Regions from separate parts of the Homo sapiens genome. Here region 1 is linked to region 2. Evidence: read pairs that join two places in POLR2A ChIA-PET (ENCODE). Cell type or tissue: PC-3. All regions are shown on one strand. Each heading gives the region's core, and the rest is flanking DNA. Links, peaks and the distances in the headings are about the cores only.

Region 1 (6,279 bases), core at 574-5,573, 170 kb after region 2:
TGTTTCATATGAATATTTTACATTGTAAACTTCCTACTACCATATTTTATTTGTAAAAAAAAAAATCTCGAAAAAGGAGATGTATCTCACTTCAAATTACACAATATTTTTAAACTGGTATGTATTTTCTTCTGAAAACATATAACTTTTTAATGCAGATATGTCAAAACAGAAATTAATTTTGTATCCTAATTTTTATCTTTTGTAAGTCACAAATTACATGATACGTTGAAGTTGTTCTACCTGTATTTATCATTGTGTATAAATTTATTTTCATAAAATATCATATTTGTTAATCAAAATGAAAACAGCATATAATTATACTGTAAAATTTAAACATAAAAATCCAAGAATCATAGTTTCATGACATAATAATACTAGCTATCATTTATTGACCACCTACAAAATCATTATTTTCCTTCAATAATTCTGCTTCTATTGTATTTATTCTGTTGATAAATGGTACAAACACCCAAGTTACCAAAACCAGAAAACTTAGAATCCAGATTTACGCCATTCTCCTGCCTACATCCTACTGTTTACCTCCCACAATTATTGATAGTCATCAAATACACAAAAAGTACAAAACATTATTTCTTCTTTAATATCTTGGAATGAAGTCATTTCCCATGGTCATCCCTCTAAACTAGGCTTCCACTCCCTCTTGCCTAGACATATTGGCAGACATCAACTCAGCTCTTTCTAAAACGTAGATGATGACATTTTGTCACCAACTCCATTATAACCTTTGTTAAATGGTTTTGAATTGCTCTTAGAATGAAGTACAAACTTTGGATTGTAAAGTCTGACCAGATGACTCCCTGCCTCACTGGCTTCATCTCCAGCAATTTTAGTCCCTCTTCTCTTTCTACCCTATTCTCTAGCTCTATTTTCAGTCTCCTATTCTGTAGCTAAACCATACATTCTCTCCTCCTGCTTACACATTTGAACCACTCTCTGCACACTCTCATTGCTTTCTACCAAGAAATCTTCCCTCACAACTAGAATGTCAAATCCCCTGCCAAGAGAACGTTTTTATAATACCCCAGCAACAAATACCACAGAGATCAAATGTCTAACAGTTTAACTTACCAAAGAAAGACAAAATGATGAAATTAACTGCCAAAATTAGGACAACTTTGAATATGGTATTTTGATTAAGAAATTGGTTTTAGGTTTGTTTTTAAAAAAAGGAAAATAAACTATTTAAAGTTAAATTTTAGACTACCCTAAGGGCTGAAATGTTCTCTGAGGTTATCTAGTCCATCTTCTCAGTGAAGAAAAATGTTATCAAATACTTAAGTGAAAAGTACATGTTGAACAATTAGAAACTATTGATATTAGTAATTTTATATCTTAGGTTATATTTACCCAAATCTTATCATTTGACAAAACCAAGGAGGAAAAATGGGATTAAGAAGAAATCAGGCCAGGCACGGTGGCTCACACCTATAATCCCAGCACTTTGGGAGGCTGAGGAGGGCGGATCACTTGAGGTCAGGAATTCGAGACCAGCCTGGCCAACATGGTGAAACCCCGTCTCTACTAAAAATACAAAAATTAGCCAGGCGCAGTGGCACATGCCTGCAATCCCAGTTACTCAGGAGACGGAAGCAGGAGACTCACATGAACCTGGGAGGCAGAGGCAGCAGTGAGCCAAGATTGCGCCACTCCACTCCAGCCTGGGCGACAGAACAAGACTGTCTTGAAAATAAATTTTGAAAATCTTTTTAAAAAGAAGAAATTAGACTATCTCACCTAACATTTTAACTATCCTGACAAATCAAATCAGGCAAAAGTCAAAGGAATATGCAGACAAAACATTGTCAATGGATGTGGTATCACGATAATTATATATTGTTTTTCATCCACATTTCCTGGCTCCCAACTTTCATAGTCCTTGTTATAATGCTGGAGCACTTTAGGCCTCAGGAAACCTCTCTGACCTCCTGTCCTTCCTTTACCTGCCCAAGCAGGACTCTAATCTGATTGTGAATCAAAACACTCATTACAGAGAGTCCTCCCCCATACCCTAAAGGAAGGAATGCTACACAGAGGGGCCAAGAAAAGTCTGAACAGACAGGCCTTTCTGGGTTTAGATCATGTGCTTTGTCCAATCACATTTCTACACTGTTGGTTGTCAATCATGCCTATATAATGAAGCCTTCCTCAAAACCCAAAAAGGGTTCAGAGAGCATCCTTCTGGATAGCTGAACATGTAGAGGTTCTTGGAGGGTGGCCCACCCAGGGAAGGCATGTAAGTCCCTATACGTCGCCCTATGCATCTCTTCATCTGCATCCTTTCTATTATCCTTTATAATAAACTGGTAAACATAAGTAAGTGTTTCCTTGAGTTCTGTAAGCTGCTTCAGCGAATTAATCACATCCAAAGAGGGGATCGTGGGAACTCCAGCTTGAAGTCAGTGGGTCAGAAGTTACAGAGGCCCGGACTTCCAACAAGTGTTGGAGGGGCATGAGGGGCAGTCTTGGGGAATGAGCCCTCAACCTGTGAGATCTGACATTATCTCCAGAGAGATAATGTCAGAATTGAATTAGAAGACACTCATTTGCTGTCCACTGCTTATTGATGGGGAAAAAAACCCATATATTTGGTCACAGAAGTCATCTGTGCTGGTTGTTGTTGTATGAGAGCAGAGGAAAAACATAGTTTGAGAGTTTTTCCTTAAACAATGCATTAATTTTTATGCTTTATCTGACTGAAGAGGATAAAATGAACAAATGTCTTATCACACAGGAGGTACAAGTAGCTATGCCTAAGAGCAGGAAATAAGTAGCTCATTGTGCCATCAGAGGGACAAAAAAGAAGGAATCGAGCATCTGCCAGGAATCTAGGAAGTCAGGTAATTCAAAGGTGTTACATTCTCACTTGTAAAGACAGCTACAAAGGTGGCCTAACTGTCCAGTTGGCATTCAACAGCACACTTTTTCAGCTAGTATGGTGGTTGAGACGCATTACTTCCCATCCTACCAATTGCCCTGGTTCCACTGTTTGCTGGCTGTGGATACTTAGACAAGTTTCTTTACCATTTGTAAATTGTAAAAAACATTTAACATGATGCTTAGGACATAGCACTCTAAATACTATTCTTTGTATCTTTACTCTCTGGTTCGAAAAATCCATTTTGGTGTCAACTCATAGGTATAAGAAAATAGATTAGAGAAATCTTATGAAGATGTTAATATGAATCTTATGAATCTTATGAAGATCTTAATAGACAGAAAGAGACAAATTAAGGAAGGGTGCTATTTTTACTTTATCTGATTATTTCAGCACAAGTGGGAGTTGGAAATTGAATTATCTAGATATACATCCTTTCCCTCATTTTATATCTGCTGTGAGCCAAGTTATATTTTCTACTATAATTTCCAAACTCTTCCATAAGCAGAGTTCCTTTATGGTAATTTCCATACCAAGCAGCATTTATTCTCATTCAAAAACCCACAAGAATGTGGCTCCCTTTTAAAACAAGCAAAGGTCGCCAGAGGGTACTCCTATTCTGTAAGGGCAGAGGGGGGCCCCAGGACAATCTCTAAACAATCATTTCCAAAAGAACAGTAATCCTCTGAGAATTGCAGCACTTTGTATTCTCTGGTCTCCCTTGCCTAGCTTCCCCAGTGTGGTGACTTCCTTAGTTGCCATGAATGAAGGTCATGATCTCATAAAGCAAGCATCTCAAGCATGTTTATTGCATTCTTATGCAAAAAAACTAATATGCACAAGTCAATCACAGTAATGTAGGAGGTCTTGTTACTTCAAATGTCGCCATCAATAACTGCTTCTCTAATGTCTCTTTCACTTTCCTTAGGTATTCCAGTTATTGGCTATGTTTCCCTCCAACCCAATCTCCATGCTTTTAACACCCATACTGATACCAGTTCTAATACATTAGCCTTTCTCAGTCTTGACCAATGACCTGGTTGCCACACAGCTTTACTGCAGACTTTCAGCATCTGTAACATTCCTACCTACAGTTTCACCAACTCTCTTCAAGTGCACTGCCCACACAACCTCTGGCTTTTTATTTCTCACATCCCTCATTCCCAGCAAACCTGCCCATTATGACACTTTGCCTATTCTTTCAGCAGGTTAGGTTAGTCCTAGTTCTGCTTGCCTCCACCTCCTGCTTAAACTACTTGGTTAACTATTTCAGCTAAAGCGAGCAATAATACTCCAAAATATATTTCATCCCTGCTCTTGTCAATTCTCAGATTTGGGTTATTCCTACCACCTTCAGGGCAAAAAGACAAAGAGATATATATCTCCCTACTTTGATTAGAGCACATTACAAAAACCAATATGCATACTGCTAAGTCATTGTAAAGGCTGGGTCAGGTCAAGAACTTGGTGGCAGAAAAAGATTAAATTGCTAATGGTTCCAGTGAACTAGAGTTTTATAAAATTAGTGTTGAAAAAAATGATTCATGACATTATTAAAGAACAGGAAGGCAAACTTTATTCAGGACCATCATAACAGGCGTTGGGACCATTGCAATGGGGTTTTTGCAGTGAGTAAGAAAAATTAGGCTCAACTTCAAATACTACAAGAAAAAGTAGGAATTTGTAGCCAAATAGCAGGATGTAAGACAGTGGAAGAAAAATTACTAGTCAGGATTCTTGCTGAATGAAGGTTAGGGTGATGAGATATCATCTGGGAAATGGTGGAAGGTGAGGACCCTCATTAGATATAGAGTGGTCAAATATTGAGGATGGCCAAAGACACTTAGCAGGATTCTTGCTAAATTTGGCAATGCAGATCAGAACACAGAAGCCCAAAAGTCAAGGCCTGGTTGAGAAGAGGACGCACAAGAGCCTGACCAGGATTTGGTCAAGGAGAAAATCTTTGTCACTAGCTCTTACTTAAAAGTTTACTGTATGTCTGTATTTTTTTATACCTCTGTGAGTGGAACTATAGTTTACCATTTTTTAAAATTTTACTTTTATCAGCTTTATCTTCTATATTTAAATAGTTACTAATTAGTCTTAACATCACACTGTAAGTTTTAAATTACTCAGACCAGGCACTGAAATTGCTTCAATATTTCTTTATGTATATTTAATGTTTTCAATACACTAAAGATACCACACAGCCAATAAATAGTGGTATAATTTTGTGAACTGATTAGATTATGAATTTATATTTCAAAAAATTTTAAATTTAGTTCTCTATTGTCTGAGCTTGTTAGATTATTCCTAGTTTTGCTAGCCTCTACCTCCTGCATAATTTATTCATTTTAAAATAAATCTAGTTAATAAGATGATTGACTTATCTACTGTATTAAAAACTTAATGCATGGTGATTTGAATAATAAGTTTTTATAGACTAATAGCACTAACCATATCTAAAATTTACAAAACCCAAGTAGTCTGTAAAGTTTCTTCAATAATCTAAATTACTACTTCTAAAACTTTTATTTACAAAATTAAGATATCATTTAATAATGGCTATAATTAGGATACTATTTTAAGTAGCCAAATATTTTATTCAAGTTGGTTTGAAAAAGAAAGAAATTCATTATCTCACACAGCAGTAAATCCAGAAATATAGTAGGGAGTCAAGAACCCAATGATTCCATCAAGTACCCAAGGTTTTATATTTTTTCTGCCATTTTAAGGCATTTGTTTTGCCCTCAAGCTGAATCTCCTCGTGACAAAAGATGATCCCTGTAGCAATTTGAAGAAGCATGTATTCCAGATAGGACAAATATCAAAAGCCAACATGTGCTTTCTCATCCAATGTTCCCTTGCTAAGTGGAACTAAATCTTTTCTACCCATTCCCCTTAGTCCTCTCATTTCACCTGACATGTGACATATGACTAAAACTGGGACAAGGAACAATCACTGCCAAGGGGCATAGAAACACCAAGATTTTTAGCTGAACCTAATCTAAAATTCCCTTGAATTAGGAGTAGGATTGACTTCCCCTGAGTTATGTGGGAAAGAGTGGACATTTGAATAATACCAGGGAAAAGAAGAATAAGGAATAGATTTTAGTGGACTATCAATAATTTATGCCACAGTACAAGGAAGGTGATATAGCTCTCAAAAGTGAAAACATGCTTCTTACAAATGGAAATGCAAGAAACGGAAAGAAGAGTTAACTTCAGGTACAAAATCACACCTGGTTTAACCCAATGTCATTGTCATTAAAAGGGAACTTGGAGCCAAGTACAGTGCTCACACCTGTAATACCAGCACATTGGCAGGTCAAAGCCAGAGAATTGTTTAAGCCCAGGAGTTCTAGACAAGCCTGGGCAAC
Region 2 (6,279 bases), core at 746-5,745:
TAAAATAATAAATTTCTAGCTTCCCAGAGTTGAAGAGTGCCTTAAAGGTCACATTATCTAAATTCTCACTGAATACATTAATCTTCTCTGCCACATCCAAATGTTTGAACACCTCTCACTTCAGAGACCAAAAAAAGCTAGTAATTTGAGTAATTTAATTAAACATTTACCTGACTTTCTTGGAATTCATTTTCCCTATATTAAATCAGTGACATTATCATTTACACCTATTTGTCCTTTACTAAACTCAACCCCATGGCTAAATGGCAGTCCTTCAAATATTGAAAGACAGCTCTCATTAACACATGAATGGTTCTCAGTCATGCTTCCTGTTACATGGCTGAAAGTCCTGAAGTCATCTCAGTCTTTCTCATCTGGGCACGTTACTATGTGTCAGTTAACACTGTAACCTTTTAAAGGGAGAACACCCAGTGCCCAACTGCCTGATACTGAACAGAACACTAGTCATAGTTCTGGACTATTCATTATCCATCCATACATTAGAAAATGACACAGAGCCTTTGATACTCACACTGTTGACTTTATTCTTCAGCCATTTTTACTCTGACAGCATTCAAGATGCATCTTCCAAATAACAGCAATATTTGAATCATGATAAAAGTATTAGATTTTCTGGGCCCTTGTTTGACAATTTGCAGTATCTTAGTAAGTTTATAGTGTGGAATAAGGCCTAACTTGTCATTTTTTCCTCACACATCTGTAATCCTACTACAGCATTCATGTATCATCACCTTCTTGCTTTCAATCACCTATGAATTTGATTATCATTATTTAAGCATTCTTCCCCAATTCATCAATAATGTAAAACAGGAGAGAGCCCCATGCTCTCCACTAGAGAACTCCTTTGAGAATGGAAAGGATACATTATTTAAACTTCACTGACCTACGCAAAGTTATATTTATTTTTCTATCTTTCTTTATAAGTGCATCATAAAATAGTTTGTCAAATGCCATGTTTTTCTGCCCATTAAAAAACAACATCTAACTAGCTGTTTCTTTCAGTCCTATAGTGATCACTATAATATACTACATTCGTAGTTATTTAAATTCCTACCTAAAAATTAATAACAAACTTATTGTGGCCTCATTGCTTTCAATCTATCTACTACCAATCCTCACATATTGTTCAATGATACATGAAGCCTGTGCACACACACACACACAATTATGAATGAATTTATGTTACCATAATCTTATGTAAGCCCAGGGAATTTAGTATTATATGGCTACATAAGCTAAAGTTAGGACAAAGTTTCAGATCATTTTATTCTTTGCAATTTCACAACAAGCTTCAAGTTGCCAGGCGACATATTATCACATATGTATTGTGAACTCAGTGTAATAAACAACTTTGATCTTTCACTAGGGTGATAACTAAGGAAAGCTAATTAGCAACGTTTGCAGATTTGTGTTGCTCTAATCTAACTTCATTTCTGGGCCAGGTGGTTTGACAACAAGAAAAACTGATTTCTTAACATCGCTGCTTATGTTCATAGCAACATTGGCTTGACTCCCAAGTTTTAAAAAATGACCACACTTACCTTTCTTCCTGCTAAAAGCACGGTTCATGATGAGGATCAGCCAAATAAATGTTCAGTTCCACGACTTAAATCCTGTAAAAGTGACAAAATATTAAAACATAAACAAAGGACTGTTGACTGACCTCTCTTTTGCTAATGTGGTTTTAATTATAAAGGCTTTTTAAATTTTTAAAAATATTTACAAACAATATTCTAAAATGCCTCAAAGGACATTGGGTAAGAAAAAACACAAGTACTTAATAACGTGAGTGGCACAAGCAGATAGGAATGTCTCACAGAAATTCCTCCCAAGTTCTTCAATTTTGTCTTTTTTCTATTATATATCCATCATTAACTATATTTATTTGCAAACTTAAGGAGAAGAAAGATCAATACTTTTTCCTCAGCTTGTTGACAAGAGGTGTGTATATAAACACTTTACTTTTTATTTACCTGAGGCCCAGAAGAGTTTCGTGTTTATTACAAAGTCACAAAGACAGGTGATATACTAGGAGCAGTGGTTAAAACATAGGATAAAATTACCTACCACTTAAGATTGTTTTACACATTAGGAAAGGTATGAAAGTACTTGGCACAGTATTTGGTACATATTGAGCTCAGAAGATATTAGCTACAATCTTTGTCTTAGATATAGCATGGGATCTAAATTTAGTGCTCTTTTTATATGCATTATTTATCCATCCAAGAGGTCCTCTTAATACCTGTTCTGTAGTGTATTCACTATGAGGGTTACACATCAAATTCAGCAGCTTAGGTAAAGGACTTTATGTACTGTTGTCCAATTGAGATATTTCCATTTTATATATTTAATGACTTCGTGTAAAAAACAACAACAACAAAAAGATTTCTGGAGTAATTCCCTCAGAGACTCAGAGACAATTCACATTAAGGTCTAAGAAGAAAGTTATGATTAAATATTTATTGGTACTGCATTGTAATCTATATTTGGGGTCCACAAAATAGTTAATCTTACTGATACAACACTCAGAAATAACTTTGCTGCTCTAGCAACAGAATATTCATGAATTGACATTAAGATAGCCTTTCACTTCTACTTTATCTTCTGTGAGGACTAGTGTTACAGGTATATTACAGGGTAACACAAATACTTTTTAGAATTAAAATATTTTGCTATTTTTTAAAAATTTGCATTTTTTTCATTTTTAGAATTCAACCACATTAAATAAAACTGTTTAATAATGTTCTTCCTTGATAACCTAGAGACCTGCTTCAACAGAAATCAAAGGAAACTCATGTGCTTGGTGTAAGAGCCCAGTTTGGTGTGTTCCATCTTCAGATGACAAGACAGTAACTGAATTCTGGGTAAAACTTTCCCCACTCTCTGCCCACTATTGCCTAGAGGTCTCAGCTGTTAGAGATAAATTCACGAGAGACCAAAAGCTCTGCATGATTCTGGAAATAGCTTCCCCCATTCCACTCTAAGTCTCAAAGTCTCACCACCACTTCCTGCTAGGAGACCTTCATAATTTTATCACATTCTTTATTCCGAAGTATGTGAGTCAACATAAGCAGCTCAGGTTACTCTCATCACTCAGAGAATCTAATTCTAATGCATTACATTCTGTAACCACATCTTTCACTTCTCCCATCATCTGGAAACATTTCACTGTGTCATCTGGCATTCACAGTAAATCATTATCAAAATGCACTCGCATTTTTTCTAAAGATTTTATCCACTCTGCCGCTCTTCTTGAAACCTAGTTGTTGCCTGAGCAAACTAGTTCTACTGCAGTCCTTTCAAGAGGCTGGCTGTTTATCTCCCACACATATTATACCAATAGACCAAGAAATTATGCATTTTCAATTACTGTACTTCTCTTTTTTTTCAAAACCCTTAATTTCTTTTGAGGATTTTGCCATCAGACTGTATATACATAATGGAATACAACACAACAGAGAATATAATATATTTGGTATCATTTCAAAAGTCACTTTTCACCTATATCTTAACAGACCTGGTTATTTATTGAGCATATCCTGAAGAAATAAGGAAAAAATAAAAATAAACTAGTAGAAAAAGAACGTAATATATGCAAATGTAAAATCTGTCTTCTCTGGAAAAATAAAGTAACAAAATACTATGAAGTTTATTAATCAGCAGACAAAATTTAATATACCTGTCCACTACTCAAATTTCATCACTATGAGGTGGACATTTTCAACAAAAGAAGATTGTGAAATATAAAAAAAGGAGTTTAATACTATATGATTTAAAAATTCTTAAAATTAAACAATAGCGTGGCTTTTAAATTAAAAAAATAAAATATAAACAACTTGGGGGCATATAAATGGAACAAGAATAACAACAAAAAAAAACTCTTCACATAATTATATAAAGTTCATTGGAGCAAACATGGAGGATATATAATGACATGATAATACAATGACTCTAAAACACCAGAAGCACTTTTGCTTGCTCACAAAATGCATAGATATAAATGTCGATATATATCAGATAAGTCATTCTTTTGAAATAAACTATAATTTAACTATCCAAACCCCACTTCTTAGCATTTTATTTGATGCAATGTGCACTCTACACTTTTTTTGTAAAACACGTCTTACAACTCCACCAGAAAGTATGTAGATACTAGCTACTTTGTTCAGTACCCCAACGTGTATAATACAATACGTGACACTAGGTTGGCATTCAATGTACTATTTATTTTATGTATTAATAATGCATGTTTTAATGTACTTTTATAATTGAAATAAAATATATAGTTAAAATTTTAATGTGAATAAGTTAAGAAATACAATTCTATGTAAATTGACTTTATCTCAATTTATGGTGTAACATAAATCCTTCTTTATAGAGAAACTTTTCACAAATATTGTTTTAGTGACTACAAACACATGCATGAATCATTTCCCTATTATTAAAAAATTGTTACTTTTGGGAGGCAGAACAAGATGGCAGAATAGAAGGCTCCACCAATCGTCTCCCCAACAAAGACATCAATTTAACAACTATCCAAACAAACAAACAAAAGAACCTTCACAAGAATCAAACATCAGATGAGCACTCACAGTGCCTGGTTTTAACTCAGTATCACTGAAAGAGGCACTGAAAAGGTAGAAGGAACAGTTCTGAATCACCAGCATCACTCCTCTCCTACCCTCAGCAGGAGCATTTCTGAGTGCTGGGGAAGGGAGACCACAGCAATTGTAAGGCGTTCAACTCAGTGTTATCCTGTTATAACAAAAAGGAAAACCACACCAAACTCAACTGACCCCTGGCCATGGAGGGAGCTTTTAAAACTGCCTTAGCCAGAGGGATATGTCTGATCCCAGCTGTCGAAACTTTAGTTACCACAAGCCTTGCCACTGTGGGCTAAAGTGTTCTGGGGCTCCAAATAAACTGGAAAGGCAGTCTAGGCCATAAGCAATGCAAGTTTTAGGTGAGTCCTAGTGATGAACTGGGTCCAGAGCTAGTAGAATGCTGGGGCACGTGACCTACTGAGACACAAGCTGAGGCAATTAAGCTCCAAAAGAGACCCCTTCTTTCCATTCAAGGAGAGAAGAGGGAAGAGTGGAAAGGACTCTGTCTTGCATCTTGGATAGCAGCTCAGTGACAGCAGGGTAGGGCATCTGTCAGAGTTATCAGGTACCTGTTCCAGGCTCTAGCTCCAATACAACATTTCTAGACATCTTGCACCAGAAGATAATCCTTTCTCTTTGCCTTGAAAGGAAAAACTCAGTACTAGTAGCCTTCATTACCTACTAACTGAAGAGCCCTTGGGCATTGAATAACCAGCAGTAATACTCAGGTGGTACATCAAGAAACTTGGGTGAGACTCTGAGGCTTGCTGGCTTCAAGTGAGACTCAGCACATTCCCAACTGTGGTGGCTATGGGGCAAGACTCCTTCAGCTTGAGAAAAGTGGAGGGAAAAGTAAAGGGGACTTTGTCTTGCACCTAGATACCAGCTCAGCCACAGTGGGGTAGAGAACCAACTCGTCTCTTGGGGTTGCTGATTCCAAAACTGGGCTCTTGCACAACATTTCTGGACCTGTCCTTGGCCAGAGGCGAGTCCACTGCCCAGAAGGGTGAGTCTCAGGACTGGCAAGATTCAGCACAAGCTGACTAAAGAGCCCACGGACCTTAAGGTAACATCAGCAGTAGGCTGGCAGTACTCACTGCAGGCCTGTAGTGACAGTTGCCATGGGGTGAGGCATACCTTCCTTTGGAAAGGGGATGAAAGATTGAGAAGGACTGTGTCTTGTGGTTTCAGCTCAGCCACAGTACAATAGAACACCAGAAAGACTTCTAAGTGGTTTTGACTCTAGTTCACGGCTTCCAATAGGCAACTCTGGACCTGCCTGGGGCCTGGGATAACACAGTGCCCTGAATGGAAGGACAGAGGCCTAGCTGGCTTTGCCACCTGCTGACTGTAAAGCCCCATGGTCTTGAGAGAAAACAGGCAATAGCCAGGGGTTACAGCAGGTCTTGGGCAAGAACCAGTGCTGTTCTGGCTTCAGGTCTGACCCAACACAGTATGTCACTCCACCCTACTTCTGGTGGTTCAGAACAGAGAGAGAGAGAGAGAGAGAGAAAGAGAGACCCCATTTGTTTGAAAGAAAAAGAAAAGAAGAAGAGAAGAGGTCAACTCTCTGCATGGTGATCTGGAGAATTCTTTCAGATCTTGTCCAAGACCATCAGGGCAGTATCTCTATGAGTCTCTAAGAACCACAGCA

The links. Peaks named below come from ENCODE experiments on the same cell type or tissue, not always from the same donor. Only the 100,000 strongest peaks of a DNase experiment are listed, where the experiment ranks them.
Region 1: POLR2A ChIA-PET joins it to region 2 with 5 read pairs; 3 of 35 experiments call an interaction of 5 or more read pairs at or near these places.

The regions. Positions count from the first base shown.
Region 1 is chr2:188,301,226-188,307,504 of GRCh38, reverse strand. All of the region lies in intron 1 of GULP1 (GULP PTB domain containing engulfment adaptor 1), which reads right to left. Among named protein-coding and RNA genes, the nearest start is that of MIR561, 6.9 kb to the right of the region's middle. RefSeq lists enhancers at 2,460-3,377, 3,378-4,295. In PC-3, for the core only: no CTCF peak of the experiment used is centred there; a DNase peak (open chromatin) is centred at 3,614; H3K27ac peaks cover 472 bases.
Region 2 is chr2:188,473,014-188,479,292 of GRCh38, reverse strand. GULP1 (GULP PTB domain containing engulfment adaptor 1) reads right to left here. Exons shown (of 12, transcript NM_016315.4): 3 at 1,563-1,634. The coding sequence starts at 1,590. Among named protein-coding and RNA genes, the nearest start is that of MIR561, 180 kb to the right of the region's middle. In PC-3, for the core only: no CTCF peak of the experiment used is centred there; a DNase peak (open chromatin) is centred at 3,112.